Linked DNA regions of Homo sapiens: region 1 is linked to region 2. Evidence: chromatin loops called from intact Hi-C (ENCODE). Cell type or tissue: thyroid gland. All regions are shown on one strand. Links, peaks and the distances in the headings refer to the core of each region. The heading gives the core; the rest is flanking DNA. Region 1 overlaps ZBTB7C (zinc finger and BTB domain containing 7C). Region 2 overlaps ZBTB7C (zinc finger and BTB domain containing 7C).

Region 1 (12,153 bases), core at 2,090-10,089, 86 kb before region 2:
TGTCTTTCTCATAGTGTTGGAGAGGGGTCCTCTCCCTTGCTCGCTCCCCAGACAGCCTCCCCTACTCTGTGTAAGTTTTGGTGGTGGTTTTGGCAAAGCTCTGCCGGGGGTAAGAAGAGAAGGGGAGAGAAGAAAATAGAGCTGTGGCTCAATCAGCCTTTCCCATCCCACTTTCTGAGCACAGCTGAGTGGGTGGTCACCTGGATGGACTGAGTGGCCACAATGCTCCCCTCCAATGTGCCCTAAATGTACCTTTGAAGCCCCTACTCTCCAATCCCTAAACACACACCCTGTTCTCAGCTGCCATGCCTTTGTTCATGCTGAACTCTTGGCTGGAGATTACAACTGATCTCGCACTTCCGGGGGTCCACATCCCATCCACACTTCAAGGTCTCACTTAGACAACCCTTTCCCCATCCCTCAATTCAGAGGCTCCATCTCTCCAGCCTTCGGTCTCCTGATTCTTGCCATTTATTTGACTCTGCCTTGAACTGTAATGATTGGTGTCTCTGCTAGATTGTAAGCTGCTTGAGGGCAGATCATATCATTAAATGCTTAGCACAGTCCTGACACAAAGTTGGTGGAAGGTCTATGGCAAGGGCTGTCCTTAGCTGCCATGTTGTGAGGATGCTCAAGCAGCCCTAGGGAGAGGTCCCCATGGCAGAGGATTGAGGCCTTCTGCCAACAGCCAATGCCAACTTGCTAGTTGAATGGGTGAGCCACCTTGAGAGTGGATCCTCCAGCCCCAGTCAGGACTCCCGACGACAGCAGCCCTGGCTGACATCTTGATTGCAACCTCATGAAAGACACTGAACCAGGACTGCTCAGTTGAGCATCTCCTAAATTCCTGATCCACAGAAACTATGAGGCAATAAATGTTTATTCTCACTTTAAGCCACTACATTTTTGTGTTGTTATGCAGTAATAGATAATAATCCAGTGACATCATTTCACAGACACTATAGATTTGTGATATTTATCATAATTTTCTGGCAGATGGCAGTTAAATGTCTCACCTTAACAAAATCCGTGTATTACAACAATGTTTTGATAGATGGAAGCAAATGTATTGAGGAAGTGACACCTTTTTCTAATTCTCACAAAGCCACCCTGTAGGTAGCAGGGTCCTGACCCTCAAAGGGGTCTTCCCATCTGAAAAGACTGTGTGTAAATGAAACGACCCTTCCACTGTTAAGTAAAAAGCCAAAGTCAGTAAAACCCCAGGAAATTAGTTCTCTATGGAGAGCCAAGTTTTCTTGCTTGCTAAGGGCTTATTCCTTTAGAGATGAAAATGTTTTAAAATGCTTTTCAGGGAAAATTCCCACCATTCCTTAAACTTTACTCTGCCTTTTAAAATAGAAGAGCTGGAACCCGTTAGTCCACGTGTTGGTGATCAGCGTCCCACTGTGATAACCATCCGAGCACTCTGAGAAATGGCGTGTGGTTGTCCTGTGCTAAGTGTGGATCTTCTGTGCTTTGAGAGCAATGTCTACTTGCGACTCACAATCAGGAAACCACAGCTGTGTGACTTTGGGAGGCCCTTCCACTTCTCTGGACTTCTGTCTCATCATGTGATAGGATGGTTACGAGAAATCTGATAACATCATGACCATGAGGAGCCAGAAGCGCAAAGTGGATCTGACGATGGGGACAGAACCCACCCTGTGACCCTGGACTTGAAGGCTGGTTTTCCCAGCAGTGACTTCTCACTGCGCCTTGGTTTGTGGCCTTTGTTCCATTCCTGGAGAAACAGATGTAACCATGGTAGCTCAAGGCTGTTTTTCCAGGCAGGAGACTAACCTCAGTGGCAGGGATTGGGAGGGGTGAGCTGCGGTCAGGAGGTGAGGGCTGCCACTTGCTGTTTCATTGTCTTTTTGGGAAGAAGTGTCCCCACCCTGCATGCTGGGAGCTTCCCTGGTGACCCTAAGATTCCCATGCCCTGGTGGGCCAGTAGACAGCAGTGTCCCAAAGGGGATGTCATGCTCCTGCCCCCATGCCTTCCATCCCTTTGCCTCCCATCTTCTAAGCTAAGGCAGTTCTGTCTCCAAGAATAACATGCACAAGGAAAAAAATTCCACACACACACACACACAGACACACATGAGAAACAAAACAAAACACTCAACAGCTAGAAGAGGCTTGATGTGAAGTATGAACCTTTGGTAGGAAGGAGCTAGAAAAAAAATAGAGATGAAAATAAAGGAGAAAGATGGGAAGAGGAGATGAGGAGCTCAGAAATGGAAGAAAGAGGTTAAAGAAGAATGCAGGCGGGTTGAAACCTTCTTAGATGTGGCCACTATTCCAGAGGACATCCCCTGGGCCTCTGCCTTCAGTGGAAGGTTCTAGAACCCGGGTAAGTCCAAGCAACCCTGTCTGAAAAAATGGCACTTCCCTCTCTGGGCCTCAGTTTGTTCAACTGTAAAATGAGAGCATCTGTCCTCTCAGAGAGAGACTGTGCTCCCCTCTCTCCCTACCAAGGGGCCAGCAAGCTAGTGAGCTTTTGCAATAATAGCTACCATTTATTGAATGCCACTTGTCACGTCAGTCATCACACCTCTAATCCTTTCTCAAGCAACACAACTCTGAAAGATATAGATTTTTATCAGCACCTCCAATTTACAGATAATAAAACAGGTATGGAGAGGGCAGGTAGCTTGCCCATTGCCACCCAGCCAGCCAATGTCTGAGCCAGGATTTGAACCCAGCTGCGTTTGATGCCAAAGCTCATATTTGTTCCCCTTCACCATGCTGCCCCCTGGGAAGTCCAATTCAAGGGCAGGGGGATTTGGACCCTTCCCCTGGGAGGCTGACTCTTAGTCTAGGGGTTTAATCAGAGCCAGCCTGGAAAGATGAGCAGAGGGGGCTGAGACCCAAGCTTGCCAGGTGACTAAGGAGTATGGAGTGCAAATGAGTGGTATGGGCAGAAAGGTACCGATCCCTGTGGGCTGGGGGTCAGGGAAGGCTTCTAGGAACAGGGGCCTTGTCTGAGCTGTGAAGAGTAGAAAGCATTTTGTTGGGCAGAGGGGGCAGGAAGAACATGCTCTACATCATTTGAATCCGGAATGGATCTGGAGAGCTTTAAATCCCTTCTGAAAATAGGCTTAACCTGGATTCCCCAAGTGGGATCAAACAAATTGTCCTCAGCTGGTGCTGACACTGTGCCTGGAGTTGACTGAGGAGGTTGAGGGTGAGGTCCCCGCTCTCAGATAGCCTGGGCTGACATCTTCGCTTCACCACCCCATGACCTGTGGGACTTGGTAATTACCCTCCTTGAGCTGGGTTTCCTCATCTGTACAATGAGGATGAGTTGCCATGAGGATCAAATGAGGTAATGCACACAAATTGCCTCCTGATATGTAGTCAGTGCTCAACCAATGCTAGCAATTGTGAAGTCCAGGAAGGATGCAGACATCTTATGGGTGTTTTTGCAGGGATGGGGCCATAACAGAAACCAATTTGCCTTCTGCACAGTTTTGCAGAGATCTACGCTATTGAAGACACTCCCTGAGAAGGGTCCTTACAGGCTCCCAGGGCTCTCCCCTGGCATCTGTTCGGAGCATCACCATCTTCTAAGGTTTTTTCATACCTCCTTGTCTCAGGTACTTCTAACCCAAAGAGCTTGGCAAGGCTGGTACAAATTTTACGTCCATTTTACAGATGAGAAAATTAGGCACAGAACGAAGCCCATGCCCCAGGCCACATGGCAAATCAGTGTCAGAGCTAGAATTAGAACTAGGATGTTTTAACCCATTTATGCCTAGTGTTCCATTATTGGAACACTAAGCTTGTGGGAGTTATTTATAGCCTACTGCTCAAGGTCATCGCCAAAGTCTGATTTTTCACAAAAAGATTCTCAACCTCTTGCATAAATAGGTTAATGCCCAAGCCTGTGTCCCCTCTGTTAGACCACAGTGCCCCCAACTAGGTGCAAGCCTGCCTGGCTAGTAAAGGACTCGTGTTCTAGTCTTAGTTTTACTAGGAACATGAAGTGCTGGTGTAGGCAAATTATATACTTCTGCTGCCTCAGTTTCCTTATCTAGGAAATGGGGAAGTAATTGCATGGATCTCGCCGAGTGGTATGTGAGTGGAATGAGTCAGCCTGAGGTTCCAGGCACACTTGGGTTATTTGGAAGTCCCATTCCCCCAGTGAGATCACCTGCTTCAAGGCAGGGTCTATTTCTTGTATTTCTGCATTACTCCCAGGATGCCAGCAAGTAGGAACATGGTAGACACTGTATGAATGAGATTGGTTCAAATAAACAAAGGGGATAGCTTTGAAATCACAAAAGGCAGTGGGATGGCCCCAGCCCTCTGCCGTGGGATACCTGACATTTGAACAGAGCCCTATCATTCATAAGGTGCTTATATTAATTCATTTCATTCTTCTGCTGGTATTATGATCCCTGTTATGGTAATCAGAGAGGCTAAGTGACCTGCTCCAAGTCACGCAGCTAGAAAACAGCAGGGTGGGAACTGGATTTCTGCTTGAGTCCCATTGCTTTCCTGCCCTTCAAGAATAGAACTGTTGGTGCAATTCTATTGCTATGATCCACAAGTCTGGTGCCTCCCTGAATCCTGCTCAGCTCAGCAAATCTGGGCTCAGGATGGTGGTTCCATCTGCCAAATCCCCAGGGCAAGCTGGCCCCAGCCAGCCGACTCCCACTATCCCGGAAGCTGTCCCCACCCAGTCTCCAGCCTCCACCTCCTCCCATGCCCAGGCCTGGAGCTTCACAGCCACCTGGTGGAATTAGTGGCTGAGGTGGGGGTGGGAGGTGTGCTGCATGGGGTGAGAAGGGATGTGGATTTCCTCTCCAGATGTGGGAATGAGGTTGGGCAGCGGCTACCTGCGTTCTTTGAGCAGGTCTTTACTCGTGGTCTGTAGGCACTGAAATCCACAAAGGGGTGGTGGGTTAGGGCAGGATAAAGGGTGGGAGACCTGGCCCAAGCAGCTGGCCAGCCCTAGATCTCTGCTGGGCACACCCACCCAGCCCTTGGCAGTTTCCCCAAGCAAGGTGGTCACACCCCTTGGCCCTGGAATGCCCCTGGGCCTTGGCTGCCCCAGAGGCTGGAACCAGACATGTGGGCTGGGAGGCTGGGCAGGGCTACTTCAACTTTTAGCCTGTGCCCTGCCCGCCACGAGCACCCCAGGCAGAGCGCCCACACTGGGTAAAGCCGGCCCCACCTGCTCTGCCACCCTGCCAGGACACGCCTAGAGCCCGCAGTCCCCAGCTGAGCCTGGCCCACTCAGCCCCTCAGGGTTTCTGTGCGATTTGCTCTGAGCTTTCTTCCTCTGCTAAGGGCAATGGCCATCCAGGTGTTCCCTTACAGCTGGAATGCAGGCCCTTCCCACCTCACACAATTGTGCACCCCCTCCTCTTTCCCTGCAATGTCCAGCCCCCTTGACAAGACAAGCAAGGGCCCAGAAGAGGCCAGACCCAGGAAGCAGGCACCCCTGGGTTCTCATCCCAGTCACAGACAGATTTTCTCTGCCCCTACATCTAAGGTCTGAGTTTTTTTTCTGCAACCAGTCACTCAAGTCTCTGCTTCATGGTTCTCTGCTGAAACCCCCTGGGTTAACAATGCCACATGCCTGTTGAGCTTTACTTTCAGGAAAGCTTGTTCACAGGCATTTTTCTTCATGTTTTCCTAGGATCCCTGTGTACATAAGGAATTATTTTGCCTATTTTGCCAACGAGAAACCTAAGCTCCTGCTGGTGAATTGATTTGCCCAAGGTCACAGAACTGTGTAAGTGACAGAGGTCCCAAACCTCCTGCTGGTCACCTAGGCTCTGCCCCCTGTATGAGGCTGTATCCCCTGTTGACCTCCAGCCCCAACATCATCGCCACCTCTTCAACCCTTTCTCCATCTCCTCTACACCAGCATTGGTTTGATTTTATCAGAACAAGGTCTAAGATCCCCATAGAGGTTTAGAGTAGGGCAAAAGCCAGGGTGCGCTTCTCTAGGCTGGACTTGAAGGGTACCGAAGAGCGTAGCCCAAGGGATGGGCAGATGGGTGAGGAAGAATGAGGGGAAGCCTCACACCTGGGCTTTGGGGATAGAAATGGGTGTGGGATTCAGGCTGAGGGTACATGAGTGTCAGAGCTGCTCAGTCACACCTAGAGGACCCCCTTCGTCTATGTAGAGGCTGCCTGAGGCCTCTGGGGCAATCTGAAGTGGATGTGCCAGGACCACTGCCCTCATCCCCTCATCCAAGGGGTGGCTTGGAGCCTTTTACCTTTCAAAGCACTTTGACCTCTTTGGTGGCAGGCCAGGCGGAATTATGCCTATTTGACAGATGAGGAAACTAAAGTGAAGGTGAGGCTAAGGTCACAAAGTGATGGGATGAGAGTGGGGGCGCTCGCATCTTCCCTGAGGCCATTGCTTTTGCTAATGCACCATGCAGGGGACTTGCAAGAAAGACAGAAAAAGTGGGTTCCCTACGGGGCTGCCTGGCCTCAGTCACAAAGTGAGGGCTCGTTTCAGTTTGCTAGGGTGCAACTGCAGGGTCAAGAGCTGGCGGGACACACCAATGGAGAGGAGTGCCACCGCAGATGGCTGGCACCCTGGCCGGGTTGGCCATGGAAGTCTGCGGCAGGCAAATCAAATGGTGCCCCTTCAAGCTGTTGTTCTTTAATTATTTTTTCATCCTTTATTTTCTAGGGGGCAGTGGGGGGAGACTTGTTTTCTTTTAAGAAAAGTTGCACACCTCTTTCATGTTCAAAATAAAGGATTTACTACTTGTGTTTATTACAGGCGATTTCCTGAGCCAGAAAACTTCTTGGGAGGCTTATTAAACCTTATTAAACCACTGAAAATTTAGATAATAAAATAAATCACTCGTCTCCCATAAACAGCACTAGGCCACGCGTTACTGAGTTTCATACTCCCAATGGCCTCAGGCTGCCTTCACAGGAGATGTCCCCTTCTGGTGTTGGATGGCTCCCTGGAGGGTGGGGCTGTGGTGGAAGGGTGGGACAAGCATCAACCCATGAGAGCACTATTCTTTGTAGCCATTTCTGCCCAAAGGGGCCATCTCCTCTAGTAGAGTGGAAATGGTTTAGATTTTGCTAGTTATTGAAGAGGTTGTGTGTGGATAACTGGGCTAAGTGGTACCATATTTTGACCCTTCCTGGGGATATTTTGGCATCTGTTCTAGAAGGCATTAAGGTGCTCCACAGCTGGCTAGCCTCTGAGTGTGCTGTCTGCATGCCTCTTCTACCCACGTGCCAAGGGCTCCCAGTGCTGTGGGTAGGGCTCTGGAAGCTGAGTCCATTGCTGCTGGCCCTGGGGACTTTACACCAGGCAGAAAGGAAAGCAGAGGCCAGGTGAGGGGGCCATAGTTGGAGCAGAGAAAGGCCGGGAGCATGAGGAGCAAAGGCTGGGAAGTACCCAGGTGTGCAGTCAGCAGACAGCAGGCCAAAACCCTCTGGGGGAGGAATTATAGTTAAAATCCTAGCTCTGCTCTGCAACTGCTTCATGTGACCTTGAAGCGGCCGGGTCCCTGTTTGAGCTTCAGTTTCTTCTTTTATATAAGACTAGCTGGTTGTGAATGTCCCTTGCTGCCCACACATGAATCCATTTCAATATTTTGGTTCCAGGATAGATCCTTGGATTCTGAGGTCATGCACAGCTCGACTTCAGATGTCTTGGGGCTGCTGCATCTCACTTTGGGTTTCCTGTGACCTTGACTTTGCCCTCTTTCTCCTCCCACCCCCTTCACTTTAGTTCTCTCTGGGACCCTGCCAAGTTACACAGGAAAATACATGTGAACACACGTTGGACTTTCAGATGACGAGTGTTCTACAAGGTCAAGGTGGGGTTATTATTTGACCACAGTGAGTAGAGTGATGACGACTCAACAGGTTGGTAAAAGTGCTTGATGCGTCCCTTCCGCCTGCCCCAGAGGAAAAGTGAGGAGGCAGCTTCCATGTCTGTCTTCCCATCGCCCCTACAGTGGCCAAGAATGGGCATGGAGTTGGGAGCGGCCGCTTCTGCAGAATGTGCACAGATTCATTACAGACACCCCACAGGCCTTGCATGCGCGGGTTGGGGAATGGACAGGAACACAACTCATTCTCCCATAATGGTGACTTCAGGTATGCTGCACAGAGACACAGTAAACAGGTGATGGAAGGACCAATTCTGAGATTCCTTCACCTTTGACTGAATCAAACTGGTCACTGAGATGTACTCTGGGTGCCCATTAGGTACCAGTCGCTGTCCTAAATATTTTACATTTATATTTATATTTATATTTGCATTTATATTTCTCTCATTTCATCCTCTCAAAAACCCCATGAGGTGGCTACTGTCATCATTATCACCCCATTTTTCAAGTAGGGAAACTGAGGTAGAGCCGAGGCTTGAACCTAAGCAGTCAGGTTCCGGGTTTCCTAAGCAGTCTGCAACTGTCTCTCTCAGCTACTGCAGTATTTACCCATTTAGCTAAGTGCTGGAGAAACATGGATGAAAGAGATGGAGCTCCTGGTCTTAAGAAGCCACAGAAGAGTGGGAGAGACAGTAAAGACAAGACCTAAAATGAGTGCTAAGTGCTGGTTCATGGAGGCAGATGGGGTGCCTGGGGTCAGAGGACGGGGACTCTGCTGGGCCCAGGAAGGGGACTCCTCCAAGGAGGTGAGGCCCCCAAGCAGCCAGGGATGTGGGGCAGGGGAAGGACAACATTTTGGCAAAGGGATTAGCTTGTGCGAAGGCATGCGCAGAGGCTGAGTGAGGATGGCACATGCAGACAGGAATGCCAGGGAGTTTGCGGTGCTGGGTTCAAAGATTTAAGTTCAACGAATTTAGAGACAGGCTAGTCTGGGAAGCAGAGCAGGGAACACTGCAGCCCACCATGTGGGAGTCTTGGGCGTGGGTGGGACGGTGAGGCAGGGGCCTCATGAGCATTGGAATCCTTCCGCGAAGGAAATCAGGGAAGGTTCTGGATAGGAGAAGAATCTCTTGGCGCTGTATTTGAGGAAGGTGTCAGCAAGAAGCAGTCCTGGAGCAGGGAGGGAAGGGCGGCCGGAACCAGTTAGGAGATTGTATCTCCTGACCCAGGAAGCCGCTCTGCATTATTCACGGCCACTCCCCTGCCCTTCTCTACCCCAGACCTCCATGTGGGATCTGGCCGGGGAGGAGCTGCCGTGGGGGGTGGCAGCTGTGGGAGGAAAGAGGACAGAGTCACATGCCGAGGACTCATCACAGGTGTAAGATGTCCTGGTTATGCCTCAGCCCTCGACAAACACTCCTGCCTCCCTGCTGTTGTCTACCTCAATTTAGAGACGAGGTCCAGCCAGATGGCCTCAAAGATCCCGGCCCTGCCTGTGTTTTTCAAAGGAAGCCAAACCTCAGATTTGCCTCAGAACTTGTACTTTTCTTCTAAGCAAACGCCGTCCACCACGAGAACCGCCTGGCATTTGGCTGGGAAAGAACAAACTGGAAGCTTGCAATTTCCAGGCTTAATTGCACAGTTCCTTATAATATTATTATATAGAACTTTTATTGCACTGAGAAAGCCCAAGCGTTTCCTTTTCCTATTTATACCTGAGCCCAGTCTCTCCTCTGCTATCATTTCCTCCCTTGCCCACTGCAGAAGCTGATGGCTGTTTGGTTCCCTTTCCAAAGAGAGGGCAATTAGGATGTGAGTTGGAAACTCATTTGTCCCCTTTGGTTGACTCGTGGAATATCAGTCAATTACCACATGTTATTGATCACTCACCATATGCTTGACTGGGCTTCATGCTGTGTAAGTCTATAGAAAATACCTGCTTTAGAGGGGCTTCTGGCTTCACTGGGCAGGTAAGAGTAACCCACAGCAAAATATCTCAAAGAAGTAGGAACCAATAAAGAACCTAATGTGGGGCTGGGCATGGTGGCTCACCTCCCAAAGTAATCCCAGTACTTTGGGAGGCTGAGGCGGGAGGATCATTTAAAGTCAGGAGTTCAAGACCAGCCTGGCCATCATGGTGAAACCCCATCTCTACTAAAAATACAAAAATTAGCTGGGCATGGTGGCAGGTGCATATAATCCCAGCTACTCGGAAGGCTGAGGCAGGAGAATCGCTGGAACCCAGGAGGCAGAGGTTGCAGTGAGCTGAGATTGCGCCACTGCACTCCAGCATGGGTGACAGAGTAAGACTCAAGTCTCAAAAAAAAAAAAAAAAAAAAAAAGAACCAAGTACGGGCTGGGTGCTACAATCAGGAATATGGAAGCCAGCAAGTCAGAGCTAGGTGTCTGGGCTGAACGGCTGTCTGGGGAGGGAGGGCATCGTGGAAAGCTGTGCAACAATGCATCACAAGTGCCCGCTTCTGAATGCAGCCTGGGAATCCAGCCCTCCCTTTTGTGCTTTGTGAGACTCTCAGGAGACAGGAGCCTGCCTTCACTCTCCTGATATTTGCTCCCAGCCACAGGAGCCCAGCACCAAGGACTAGACTTTCCCGACCTAAAGGAAGAATAGTTCACCTGATTCAGCACCTTATAGAGTAGCTACCCTTTCCCTCCACCCCAACTCGACCCCACTGCAGCTACCACCGCTCGTCGTCTTGCTCTGCGATTTTTGGTTTCCAGACCATCATAAATTTACAGTGAAAATATTCTCAAGGCAGGAGAATCTCCCCATCTCCACCCTGGACTGAGGAAACCTGGCAGATCCGCTGCTGAGCTAGGACGGGCTCAGGAATTTCCTCACACCTAGAAGGTCGGCTTCCCATTTGAAGTCTCAAGATCAGAAATGTTGAATAAGAAATACAAGGTTAAAAAGTAAAAAGAAGAGTTGGCAAAAAAGTCATTATTTGTGGATGATATGATTGGATACTTTCCTATACAAATAACAGACAAGTTCAGAAGTATATTAGGGACCCCACTGACTTGGCAACAAAAATAGAAACAACACCTAGGAATAAGTTATTAAGAAATGTGTAAGATCCATACAGAGACTGTTTTAAACATGACTGAAGCACTCCTTAAGACTTAAGTCAATGGAAAGATACAACTCGTATTTGGACAGGGAGCCACAATACCATAAAGATGCCAATTTCCCCTAAATAATTTAATAAGTGCAATACAATCCCAATAAAAATATCGGAATTTCTACTGAAATTAGATAAGCTGATTCTGAAGTTCATATAGAAAAATAAGCATTTAGGAATAGCCAAGAAATTTTTGAAACAGATGAGTAACAGAAGTAGGGGGACCAGCCCTACCAGATATGAAGACACATTAGAAAGCCATAAAAATAAAATATTTGGTACTGGATCATGAACAGGAAGACAGATCAATATAAAGTCACGGGCAGTCCATAAACAGACTCACATAAATTCATGTAGGTATGAATTTAGCATGTAATAAAGGTGGAATTTCAATTTGTATTTTAAAATGGATTTTTCAATTAATGAGATTAGAACAACTAGGCAACCATGTAGGAGACAAAACAAAACAAAATAAAACTTGTATCCCTTCCTCACTCCTTACACCAAAACAAATGATACATGTAGCAAAGCTTTAAAAGTTAAAAAAAGTAAATAAAATATTGAAGAACTACTTTATAATTGCAAAGGAAAAATATTTTGCTAAGATAGAAAACCCAGAAGTCATAAAAGATTTGTTAAATTTGACTAAATAATGATTTAAACATTTATGTACATCCAAAATTCCATAACAAAATCAAGACACAAACAAACTGAAGAACATATTTGAAACATATGATGAAGGGCTAATTTCCTTTATATAGAGAGAGACCATGTGTCACCAAATCAGGAAAAGACCTATAGTTTATTAGAAAAATTGTCAAAAAAAAAAAAAAAAAAAACCAACCCATGAACAGGAAGATCATAGAAAAATAAATATAAATAGCTTTTAAGTGTATGAAAAATGCTTACCATCATTCAGCATTAAAGACATAAAAATTAGATTTCAAGTTTCATCTACCAGATGGGCCAAAAATAAAAAAAATTCTGATAACTCAGCAATTACCCTTATAGATATATATCTTGCAATTTCACTACTGCCATATGTTCAACTTACATATAGGATTATCTCTGTGGCATTGATTCTATAGCCAACAATTGGAAGTAAACAGTATATCCATCAATAGAGGCTTGCTAGATACATCATGGAGTACTATGCAGCCATTAAAAAGAATGAGGCATATCTG
Region 2 (12,153 bases), core at 2,417-10,416:
AGGCTCTCTGAATCATTTTCAGCAGCAGAAGCCCCCTTTTATAAATAAAATTTTGTGCAGAACCAGATCCACACAGATCTGTTTTGCTTGAGCCAGCTGTGTGAATCTCTGTGGAGAACACCAGCGTAATCCATCCAACTCCCCATTTCAAGTCAGGAAATTGAGGCAAAGAGAGGTTAAAAAGTGTTCTCAGACTTCACCACAATCACCTCCAAGCACCCGGTGGCCTCCCTTGAGATTCAACTTCAGTACTTCTTGGGTAGGCATGGGCATCTATAATCTTTTATTTATTTTTATTTTTTACTTTTTTGAGATGGAGTCTTGCTCTGTCACCTAGACTGGAGTGCAGTGGTCCCATCTCAGCTCACTGCAACTCCCACCTCCTGGGTTCAAGCGATTCTCCTGCCTCCGCCTCCCTAGTAGCTGGGATTACAGGTGCGTGCCACCACGCCTAGCTAATTTTTCTATGTTTAGTAGAGATGGGGTTTCACCATATTGGTCAGGCAGGTCTCGAACTCCTGACCTTAAGTGATCCGCCCGCCTCCGCGTCCCAAAGTGCTGGGATTACAGGCGTGAGCCATGGCACCTGGCCTGAAATCTTTTAAAGGACTTTATAGGTGATTGCAACATGTAATCAGGTTTAGGAACTGCTGGACTAAGCACCATTTGATGGTGAAGAGTCCATTCATAGCAGAGCATAGTCCAGGCTGCTCTTGGGTCATACAAGCCAAATTCCATTACGATAACTTCCAAGAAGCACTGGAATTCACTTCTGGTCCTCAGGTTTGGCTACACTGAACATGATGCCACAGAATGGCTAATGACCAGGACTTAGGATGTTCTAATGAAAGGATAGTTGTTTTTTTTTTTGTGTGTAATGTTTGGTAGTCTTCAAACTAGGTGAGTTCCCCCATGCCAGTTGGCTCAAATTTGTCTTTGTTAAGAGTGTTAGTTATCCTATTCAGTCCCATAGGCATAAAACTGGGATAAAATGATTTCACTGTGGAGCTGAAATATCAGCATGAAATAGAGTACTCAGCCATACAAAGTGACTGTCTTATAGGGACATAGAGGGAAAGCTCAGTATAGAGCTCTGGGACATGCAAAGGAAACACCAGGGTGTGCAGGATGCTCAAGAGGTCTGAATGGCTCTCACTATACCTATAGAAAGCAAGCATGGCTGAGCTGATCCCAGAATATTTCCTGGCTACTGCTCCCTTGAGCATATAAACCCTTAAAGATAGGACGGCTACAATAAAAAGGCCATATTATCAACAAGTGTTGGTGGGGATATGGAGAAACTGGAACCATCACATACCTGCTGGTGGGAATGTCTAATGGTACAGCCACTGTAAAAAAACATTCTGGTAGTTTCCCAAAGGGTAACTATCAAGTTACCATATGACCCAGCAATTCCACTCCTAGGTATATACCCCAAAGAAATGAAAACCTAGGTCCACACAAAAACTTGCAAATGATTGTTCAAAACAGCATTATTTACAGAAGCCAAATATGGAAACAACCTATATATCCATCACGGGTAAATGGATTTACCCATTATGGGTAAATATAATTATGAATGGGTAAATAAAATATGGTGTATCTATACAAGGAATATTGTTCAGCAATAAAGAGAAATGAAGTACTGATGCATGCTACAAAGCTAACGACTCAAAAGTGTTAGGTTAGTTGAAAGACACTAGTCACAAAAGACCACATATTATCTGATTCTATTTATACGAAAGGTCCAGAATAGGCAGATCTATAGAGACAAAAGGTAGATTATTGGTAACCTAGGACGGCTTGGGGTGAAATGGGCAGTGACTGCTAATGGGTACAGTATTTCCTTTGGAGTAATCAAGATACTATAAAACTGATTATGATAATGGTTACACAGCCCTGCAAATATGCTAAAAACCATTGAATTTACACTTTAAATGGGTGGATTATATGCTATGTGAATTATATCTCAATAAATTTTATTGACTGTTTTATTAAGAAAAACAGAAACAAAACAAACATTAGAAAAGTTTCTGTTGTTTAAGTTCTGCTTAATAGAGGCAGCCTCTGCTAGATTTCCCTAGGGCTTATGGATGGCAAGTGTCAACAGGAGCTGAGACCACTGTCATCTCTCCAGTGACCTCTTCCAGTGGCTCCAGAAAGACCAACGGACCAACCTGTTGTCTCCAGAAACAATTTAACAGAATTGTCAGCCAGACTCCACAGCCAAGAAAGCAATAGCCCTGCAGGTATGTGTACAACGCATATGTGTAGGCAGCACAGATTTTCCTGAAGGCCAAGTCCAGTTATATGATATCATTTGGGAGGGCCACATGTACATTTGCATCTGGTTTGCATCTAATTTGGAAAAGCCGACATAGATCATGTGCCGTATTATTAGGTAATTTTTCAAGTTTGGAGTCTCAGAGTTGCTCCACTCAATTTGTTCAGTGGATGGACTCAGTTATTGACTGATGAATTACAGCTTGCTCCGGGGTTCCTGGCCTAGGAGGGGCAGCCTGTGGTCATGCAAGCTTTCCTGTTCTGTGTTCCATGCACACACAAGCCAAGCTACCATTGTGGGGCAGCTCTTATCCCATGGGGGGAACCTCCTTCTCACTAGCTGGCCTCTGGCATGGAGGAGGGAGGTGCATGGGTGCGGATGAAGTGGAAGGAGGCCCACTCTAGCTGATCCCCTTCCAAGCAAGGCCTAGATGGAGGGGGCCTTCCAAATGGAACAAAAGGGAAAATGACAGAAGAGAGCAAGCATTTCTATTTATCTAAACACAGGATCAAGATGTACAGTGGGAAAGTGAAATTATGCTGCAATTTTGAAAGTCATCCACTGAAGATAAACTCTCCCTTCAAAGGAATTACTCATTTCACTCCATCATGATACCTCAGGGTCTATCAGTATTCAAATTTATTAAGCAATAACATGCAGAATGTATGATATAAAGGGCCTGTGTCATCACACATTCCCCACGCTATTTTTTTTTTTTTTTGCTAAGTCATGAGAAGTGCAGCAAGTTAAAAATCAAACAAAAATTAACAAGCACACACACACAAGATGGAAAATAAATCCTCCGTGGAAGTTACTATGAAGCAGGAGGCTTTAGAAAGGAAAAACACAATCTCTGACTAATATGAAGGAGACTCCAAATTGCTCTTGGCAACAATCTCTCAACCCGATTCCCCTCCCTCTATTCATCTCCACAGTTCCCAGCCAAAGGAAAATAAACTGAACAGCTCTCTCCCTGGCCCAACCTGTAGGGCTGCCTGGCTGAGCAAGGGCTGAGCAAACAAACATCCCCATGCAATTATACACCTGTGTAATTGCTGTAAACACTGGGATAGCCAGCTGGGTGCTCACGGCCCTTATCAAGCTGATAATCTCAATATTGGGGGAAAATGCCTTTATTCTGGCAGCACGACATCAAGGTAGTATGCAATATGATCTTGTGACCTCAAACCCAGGATTTTTTTTTTTTTTTTTTTTTAAGAAAAGGAAGTAGAAAAAAACTATTCTTCTAGCAGAAGTCGGTAACAATTCTGGGGAAAGAAAGTCCCAGAGCATCACTCAGATGGGTAATAGTTTCAAGGCAAGATTTATCAGTTCACCTTCCTCACAAAAGTGATAGTTAATTTTAGAGGTAGTTATCTTAAACCTATTACACCATTCAGGATGGAAGGAGAGTTAACAGGCCAAACGCCCCAGATTATTTATGGCTGCTCTGTCTCAAACATCCATCCAACACCATTCTATTAGGACAGATATGTCTGGTCAGCTAAAACGAAGGAGGACAGGATTCTCAGGAAATGGCATTGTAAGTGGAGATGTAAGTGGATGAAGGGTCTTTCAGTTGAGTCCTAAAACCGCCCCGGAAGGCCAAAGTGAGCTGCTCTGTGAACCATGTACGGTCTAGAGACTTGGGTTCTAGTCTTGGCTTTGCTACCAACAAGTCCTGTGAGTGTAGACAAGCTTCCCTCCCCAAAGGTAAGGGCAGGCGCTTGAAGCTAAACTCGAGTCCTATGAAAATGCCATCCTGGCCACTGAGGAAGTGGGCAGATGCATCAGCAGGGTGACACCCTGGGACAGTTCTCAGCCCGGCCAGCACTGATCCAGAGAGAGATGCCAGTACTCTCAGAGACTGTTTGGGCCTCTTCTTGTCATCTCCAGCTGGCATGTGCCAAAAGTGCAGACTCTTCGAAACCCACAACTGTAAACCCTAAATGAATAATCTGAACAGCAGGGGCTCAAACAGCTTCCTGGGCACTTGGGGCAGAGGCTGACTGTGCTGTGTGCATTCCACTGCATCCCCTTGAACCAGGGACAAGTCCTGGTGACTGCAGCATGGAGACTCCAGTCATTCTAACTTCCCCGCTCTTTCCTCTCCTTCCTTCTCCCTCTCCTCCTCTTCATCCAGGCCTCCTGCTGCTGCTTCTCAACAGCAATGCTTCCCAGGCTCCTTCCCAGGCTCCATCTCACTTCATCCAACCCTTTGAGGGTTGCACTATTACTATTACTATTACTATTCCCATTGACAGAGGCCAGAGATCTCGTCTGATTTCAGTTACTGATGTATGCCCAGCACTTAGCATGGTACCTGGACACATACAGTAAACAATACAATAGCGTTGAATAAATGACTGATTGTTTAAAAAGAAAATGACATTAAAAAAAGTTAATATTAAGTGTAACACATACTATTTTCTGTTGTACTATAATTATACCAAGGCGATTCCTGTCTCTGCAGTTAAAGTGTAAGATTCTAAAAGACGTGGGGTACAATGAGTGGCTTTCAATCCTGCCTCTGCTACTACCTGGACAATGTATTTAACCCATTTGGGCCTCAGTTTCCCCATCTGCAAAGTGGGGCTAATGATTCATATCTGATGTGGCCTAATATGAGTCTTTTTTGGGAGAGTGGGTTCTTTTTCTATGCAGCCCAGGTTGTGCCTTAAGGGGGGAGGACCGGCACTGGGGCTACTTTTCTTTCCTGGAGTTTCACCCAGCGGGGGTTCCTGAGCCTTTCTAAGCCCAGAGAGGATTTAACTGGGTGAAAGAAGGGGAACGGAGGGAGTGGAGCTGAAACTTGAACCTGGCAGAGCCTTTACCACCTCCAAGCCAGCGCGCCCCTCCCCCTTCCAAAAAATCTTCTATCTCATCTGGAGAAACTGCTCGATTGTTTCAATCACTTCCTTTCTATTTTCAAAATTCCGCATTTAGAAGAACTGGAAGTGGTCTGCCACTAGCCGACCAATAAGTCGCTGGAGTGGGGCTTCCTTCTGCGCGAAGCTGGGTACCAGCTATTAAAAGAAAGAAGGCAGCCGCCCGCTGCCCACCCGCCTGCCGGCACAGACACAGCCAGGACAACGGAAGCCAGGAACAGAAAGGAGCGACCCTGGAGCCCTCACCACAGAGCACGGCGTGGGGGACCCGACGCTGGATGCTCCGCGCGGGGTGGGCGGCGGGCAGGGGGGCGTGGGTGCTGGGTTAGGGGGAAGCTCTCTCCATCGTCCTTCCCAGGCCAGCCCCGCGGCCGCTGCGCCCGCCTGCAGGAACTCAGGCGCTCCAGTGGGTGACGCCGGCCCGGGCGCCCGCGGGAGTGGGGACGCACGGGGTCAGTCCTTTTGCGCCACCCACACCGGGCCGTCTCCGGAGCTGAGAGACTATAGCTCGACTCGCCTGCTCGGGTGGGAGTGCTCCCCATCCACTCACCCCCAGGTTGGAGTCCAGGGAAGAGCCCCCCACCCACCCAGCTCAGCGCGCGATTTGAGCCCAGGGACCTGACAGGGCTCCCGCCGCGCGCCTAGCTGGACTTCTGCCAATCGCTCCTTTAATTTCTGCCCGTATCGCCGGCCCTCGACTTTTGCCAAGTTGCCATGGCTTTTGTCCCCCCTCCCTCCCGTCCCCAAGTTTTGCATCTGACTCTCAGGAGGACCAAGCATTCTTGGGGGAGACAATTTAAACTACCAAGGTACACCCGCAACTCCCTCTCGGAGTGCCCTTACGTTCCTTCGGCTGGCCCCTCGCCCCAAAGGAGCCCGCTGGCGTGGGCCGGCGGCAATGGGGCAGTGGCGAGAGTTGCTCTCTGCAGAGTTCCAGATCCTCTCTCCTATTTCGGAAGAGGTGCGTGGCCCCACGCCCCGCAGGAGCTCCGGCGAGGCTGGGGGAGTTGAACGCTTTGCGGACGCCGCCACCCGCGCCAGCCAGAGCCGCCCCGCGGCCACCCGGCCACAGGGTCCCCGCAGCGCGTAGCGAGAATGCCCGCAGCGCTCTCCCGGCCGCCCGGAAGGGCTTCCTCCCCCACCCCCTCCCCACGGCCCGGCCGCTGGGCTCCCCAGAGCCCCGATCCTAGCCCAGAGGCGGGCCGAGGCCGCCGCAGACCCACCTGGCCGCCCCGGGGACGCCGCGCTCGTGCCCGGGCCGTGTCCTGAGCGCCGCCAGGGTCCCGGGCTGGGAATCCACGCGGCCGCGCTGCTCGCGGGAGCCTGCCGCAGCCGGCGGGAGGTTGTCATTGATTCGTGCTGGGCGAGTTAAGCCATTCCAGGAGTGGTTTTGAGAGAGCACTCCCTCCCCACCCTCCAACCAGAAGTATTTGGCCGGGAGCCCCTTTGGTCCACCTGTACTGTTAAGCGCAGGACAGGACGATCTCACCACTCGCGCGTTACGCTTCACTTTATGACACCAAATTAAGATCTTTGGAAAAGGTAAAGCAGAAATAAAGGCAAGGGCGGTGGAGGAGCTTTTCTTTTCCCCTCTTTTCTTCCGGGTTCCTCCGTTTTGTTTTTTGTGGGTTTCCCCCCACTCTCCTTCTCTAGTACTTCACAAAATGACTTACCACTTATCTCAAAGCAAGGGAGGCTTTTTATTATTATTGTTTTATTCAATTCAGCGTGTCTGTCTTTTTAGAGGCAATTTATTTCCATTTGCCTGAAACCTAAGCCCAATAAAATTACTAGAATTATATGTTTTCTCCTTACAGGGTCGTGAGTGTAACTTAACCAAATCAAACACTAAACAGCAATCCTTTAAGTAACAAAAAAAAGAGGGAGTGCAGGAAGTAACCACAGCACTGCAGCTCCCTCCTCCGTTGGAGATCATGAGACCTTGTGGGTGGGACCCACAGACACCCCTTCCCCTCGAACAAACAGACATATCACGCAGGCTGACTCAGAAATGCCAACTGGAGATTCCGGCAGTCCACACTGGGGTGGGCCAGCCACCAATCACAGAGGTGTGGCCAAACACCCTCTCCCAGGCCTTTCCTTCAAACCTCACACAAACCTCTCCTTCGAGCCTTCTTGAAAACTGCCACCTGGGAGGCTCTGGCCAGCTGGGTGCTGTCAGGCCTCTTTTACCCTGGAACTGACTGGTCACCTGGAGGAAATAACCATTTAATGCCTTGATACCTCTGCTGACTGTTCTCAGAAATGGGGGAAGCGCCAGGGGAGTGAATCTTTCCTGTTGATCATCTTACCCCGGTGCCATGGAAAATAAGCACAAAACAAGAGTCCAACGAGGTGCTTGGCCTTCCATGGCCTCTGCCACTCTTCTCCGGCAGGCCATGAGCCTTAAAGGATCCTGAAACCAGAAGTAAATCTCAAAGGTGCATTGGCCATGAAGGTCCAGGGATGAGGCTGTGCTTTGCAGAGCCCCAGAAAGATGGTTCAGACAAAACTATCTCCTCCAACAGGTGCCCCTTGCCTGAAATTCCAATGTTAGAGATTCATTCCTTCTCGGGGTATGCCCTGCAGGGAGCCTGCCCCAGAGAGGCAGGGAAACTTGTGTCAGGAAGGCAGGAAAGGTCGGGTCTCTCTCTGTGGTTCCCTCTAAAACTGTAAATACCCACCGCTGCAGGCAGGGGAGCAGGCATTTCCACAATAGACTAGAATGCATCTGTCAAACCCTCCATGCTGTGGAAAGAGGGCTGTGGACTGCTGCGTGAGGGGAGAGAGAGGCTGGGCAGCCAGGATGTGGTGGGGAGAGGCTGCTAGGTCAGGGAATTGGGTGCTGAAGGGAAGAAGCAGGGGTGCTTCATCAGAGCAGGTGGACAGTTTCCAAGATTGGATGACTCCATAGCTTTTTATCAAAAACCAGGTACTCCCGGAACACCCAAGACAAAGACTGAGAAGTCAAATCCCTTTGTCCACAAAGGCACTAGTTAAATATCCAATGAAGCATTAACTCCACACTCCACTCCCAGACCCCAGGAGGTAAAGGTGCCAACACATGACCTGGATGGAATCAGTATGAATCCAGAAGTGTTTGCTGTGTGCCCGTAAAGGGTTTGCCTCAGCGGCCTGGGTGGAGGTGGGGTGGGTGCAGTGGGGTGCCAACCTCGGAGCCTCTCTTCTTGTGGGGCAGATAAAGCACAGGCGGACTGGAGAGTGGGGCAAGGTGCATCCAGCACCCTGTGGGTGCATAAGGAACAGGGCAGTGCTTTTGCAGAGCAGTTAGTAAGGCAGGCTCACAGGGACAGGGCTACAGGAGGAGTGGGGCTGGGCAGGCCTGGAAGATGGTGCTGCAGGGAGCAGGAGAGGAGGGCATGTCAGGTGCGGGAGTGGAGGCAGGAGGGGGAGTCACTGGGGAAAGCCAGCAGCTGGCCTGGTTCAGAGGGTTCACTCAGTAGTTAAGAAAACAGGAGGGGGTCTATGAGGTAGAGCCAGTTTATGGGTGCAGCTTCTGGCTGAAAGGAGAGAGTGCAGGGCAGAGCCTTGTTTGGAGAGGAGGAAGGATGGGAGCACCTTTTCAAACCCAGCTGGAGCGGGATGTGGGAGGGAAGCTGTAGGGAGGGGTGCACAGAGTTGAGGTGCCCAGCCCAGCTTACCCCCAGGCGGCTCCTCCTAGCCAGGGTTCCAGTCCCCGGACTGGAAGGAGTGTCTGGGTAGGCTATGGGTGGTGCCAGGGCCAGTGATATTGCAGCCAAGAGCCTGGGGAGAGCTGGCTGCTGTCCAGCCCACCGGCTGGGTCCTGCAGTGGACAGTGAATGCCACTCCTCCCTCCCCCTAATCACTGTGTGTGTGTGCCCTGCTGGGACACACCCTTCAGAATGGCTCTGGGCACAAAGTGGGGAGCCCCGCCCCACCACCCCTCCAGCCTCCCTCGGTGCCAGCTGCCTCCTGGGAACAGGAACATAAAGCAGTCTTAGTGAAGTGGGTGGGGAGAGAGGGCAAGGGGAGGCTCCCAAAGCCACCCACAGAAGGGGCTCTGGATGCACCAGACTCCAGATCTGAGTGTGCATTTCCTTTTGGGCCTGGATTCCTTCCTAGGCCCTCTTTGGCCTCCTCCTCCTCCTCAGCTCCCTTCCTCCAGCCCTAGCCCTTCTCAGCCCCCACCTCTGGCTCCCCGCCTTCCCGGTTCAGGTCAGCCAGAGCACGTGGAAGCCCGCTGGCTTCACACGGCAAGCCTGCCCTGACTTTCACAGCTGGCTCCAAACTCAACAACTCACTCATGTTCCAGTGAGGACGAAAGCTCCTACTTCAACCACCGAGCATGGCTCAGAAAGCTAAACAGAAGCACATAAGCAAACATGCTACTGTCTTAACTTGAAACCTCAGCAGGGCCTAGTCATCTGCTGGGGTTGTAATGTAGGCACACAAACAGCTTTGTGCCCACAAGCACACGCAGATACAGAGTGTCTGCACACACGTGCATAAAGAGGCAGACACATGTATGAGCTCTGTGATCTGCAAAGAGTATACTAATATTGACTGAGGGCCTATGCCCTCACTCTATGCAACCACGCTGTGGGGTAGATCTTGTTATTTCCTCCATCTTACTGATAAGGAAACTGGAGCTCAGAGAAGTTTTACAACTTGTTTAAGGTCACACCGCCTGACATATGATAAAATTGGACATCACACTGCATCTTTGTGACTCTGGTGACTCAAGGCAACCTGGGGTTCAAGCTCTGGCTCTTTGGTTCATACAATTGGTTCCCTAAGGGGCAGTGTGGTTTGCTGATGCATGCCTCAGTTTATCCATCTGAACAAGCAGGGTAATGACTCTTCCTGAACCCAAGAGGGTATTGTTAGGCAGGGGGAGGCTGAGAGGGAGGTTGGCCTTTGCTAGAGTGCTGAAGCAAGTCATCCTAGAGGATGTGCAGACATGGGAATGAGTGATACTCAAGCCAGAAACTCAGCGCCACGCTTGCTGCCTCCCTGTCCTTCCTGGCCCCCACCCGCGCCCCCAGCCAAACCATCCATCAGCAAGTCTGTCTCCAAAATAGAGCTCGAACCTGCCCTCTTCCTGCCACCTCTGCCACTGCTGCCCTTGGCGGAGCCTCTATCCCCTCTCACCTTGACTTCTACAGGCACCTCCTAACTGGTCTCTCTGCCCCATTCCTGTTCTGCTCCTTCGGCCCAACGCCACACGACTGCCAAAGCAATCCACTTAAAACAGGCATCTGGTCCTGTCATAGGGCACTCACATGCACTTTAGACTATTCACCATAGCCCTCAAGGCCCTTCTCTCGCCAAACTCCCTGCACCCCATACTGCAATCACAGATAGGCATCCCCCCCGCACCACCCCCCCCACTGTTCCTTCTCCTTCCTGCTGTGGGACTTGGCTTATGCAAATTTCCCAGCCTGAAATGCTCCCCCAACTTTGGGTCTTGCAGGAATGTCACCTCCTCAGAGAGGCCTTTCCTGACCACATAGATAAATTAGGATCTTGTGCCCCATTATCTATTTCAGACCCTTGATCAGAGGATTCATGCTCGCATTGATTTTTTTATTTGACTGTCCCTCCCACTAGAATGTTGGCTACTTGATGGCAAGGACCCATGCATCTTTTCTTACTGTATCGTGCCTGGTATGTCACTGGCCCCAGGCAGGTATGTGTGGTACAGGTGTTTATTGAGAGAATCCTAGATCTGGGAAACAGAAGGACTGGATCTTGTCTTGATGAAATTCTTCCATTGTAGAGAAAATTCGTGAACTGGGCGGGGGGGAAAGTAACCCATAATCTCATCACACTAGGTAGGCTAATATTTATGGTGTCACGGTGGCGTGGGCAGCGGGTCAGTCTTTCTCTCGCTGGAGTGAACATTTCACACCGCATTTAACACAGGCTACACTTGTCATTCCTCCTTGTACTTCTTGGATGCTTAACAAATGTTTAATTAAATTTTGAGGAAAACTGAAAGAAAATGGAACCAGCTCAAGGGAGGAGGGACATGCCAAGCCTCTTCCTTCGTGGCCCCTCTGGCTTCCTGTCCAATCACAGGCTATGACCTCACCGTTCTGAACTCCACTGTTTGCATATTAGCACCTGTGGATTGTAATGGCATGGCTCTATCACTTTCATCCACAGATCAGATTTTATTGAAATGTATTAAATGCCAATTTGAAATAATAATGCATTGCCGTTTAGCATTGAGAACAGACAGGGAGCCACGAACTGAAGCTAAGCTACACTTTAACAGCCCTTTATATGGTCACCGAGTTTACCCAAATCTGTTAGTTGCCAAGGCTACATACATTTCTGCCACTGTGTGTTAGGGGGGCAACCCAGCCATTTGGAACCTATCGGCCATTTGCCAAACTCCATCAAACTCCTCCACTTCTTCCAGAACATAATGGTGATCCAGAGAAATGGAGTCCTTTGGGCTTACTGGCCTTTGGCTGCCCTGTCCTGCAGGGGCTGGAAGGCAAGGGCAAGGAGCTGTAGCCCCAGAGGGAGGATTGGGGGCCAGCAGAGCCTGCCTCCCATTTAGGAGCACTGGGAGACCAGCCGGTGCTTGTCTGGGGCCCTCAGGAACCTCCGAGGGGGAGGTGTGGGCCAAGCACAGGGTGCTGGGTTGTTCTCTCTGTGGGAAAGTACCCTGCCAGGCTGGAGTGCAGGGCAGGACTCCTAGCCTGGCTGGCTGCACAGTAGGCTGTGCGGGGTCCCAGACCTCTGCTCACAGCCTGAGGGCCCCAGGGCTGCCAGGGCCTCACCCTCCTCCCAGACTGTATCAGGTAACACCATCAGGCACCCACTGTGGGAGGAGGGGAGGGTGCCAGGCAGGAGCTTCAGCTAAGCCTGGCTTGTGGGGAGGAGTTGGGGTGGCTGGGCCTGTCACCATGGATCCCAGAGGAGGAGGGCTTGGTCAGAATTTGGCCAAGGTGGGATAGTGGCAGGAAAGGGGGTGGCACCACTAGC

Evidence for each region. Hi-C counts contacts between places; a loop is a spot of excess contacts. Peaks named below come from ENCODE experiments on the same cell type or tissue, not always from the same donor. Only the 100,000 strongest peaks of a DNase experiment are listed, where the experiment ranks them.
Region 1: a loop joins it to region 2, with 2.1 times the contacts of the local background. A loop is called at or near these places in 7 of 110 quality-filtered maps.

Annotation. Positions count from the first base shown.
Region 1 is chr18:48,045,263-48,057,415 of GRCh38, forward strand. All of the region lies in intron 3 of ZBTB7C (zinc finger and BTB domain containing 7C), which reads right to left. Among named protein-coding and RNA genes, the nearest start is that of ZBTB7C-AS1, 110 kb to the right of the region's middle. RefSeq lists an enhancer at 8,944-9,444. In thyroid gland, for the core only: no CTCF peak of the experiment used is centred there; DNase peaks (open chromatin) are centred at 5,099 and 7,235; H3K27ac peaks cover 3,740 bases.
Region 2 is chr18:48,130,612-48,142,764 of GRCh38, forward strand. The region is part of intron 3 of ZBTB7C (zinc finger and BTB domain containing 7C); the gene reads right to left. Among named protein-coding and RNA genes, the nearest start is that of ZBTB7C-AS1, 26 kb to the right of the region's middle. RefSeq lists an enhancer at 8,427-8,926. In thyroid gland, for the core only: CTCF peaks have their summits at 5,561 and 10,255; DNase peaks (open chromatin) are centred at 6,610, 8,230, 9,010, 10,410 and 3 weaker places; H3K4me3 peaks cover 1,859 bases; H3K27ac peaks cover 6,142 bases.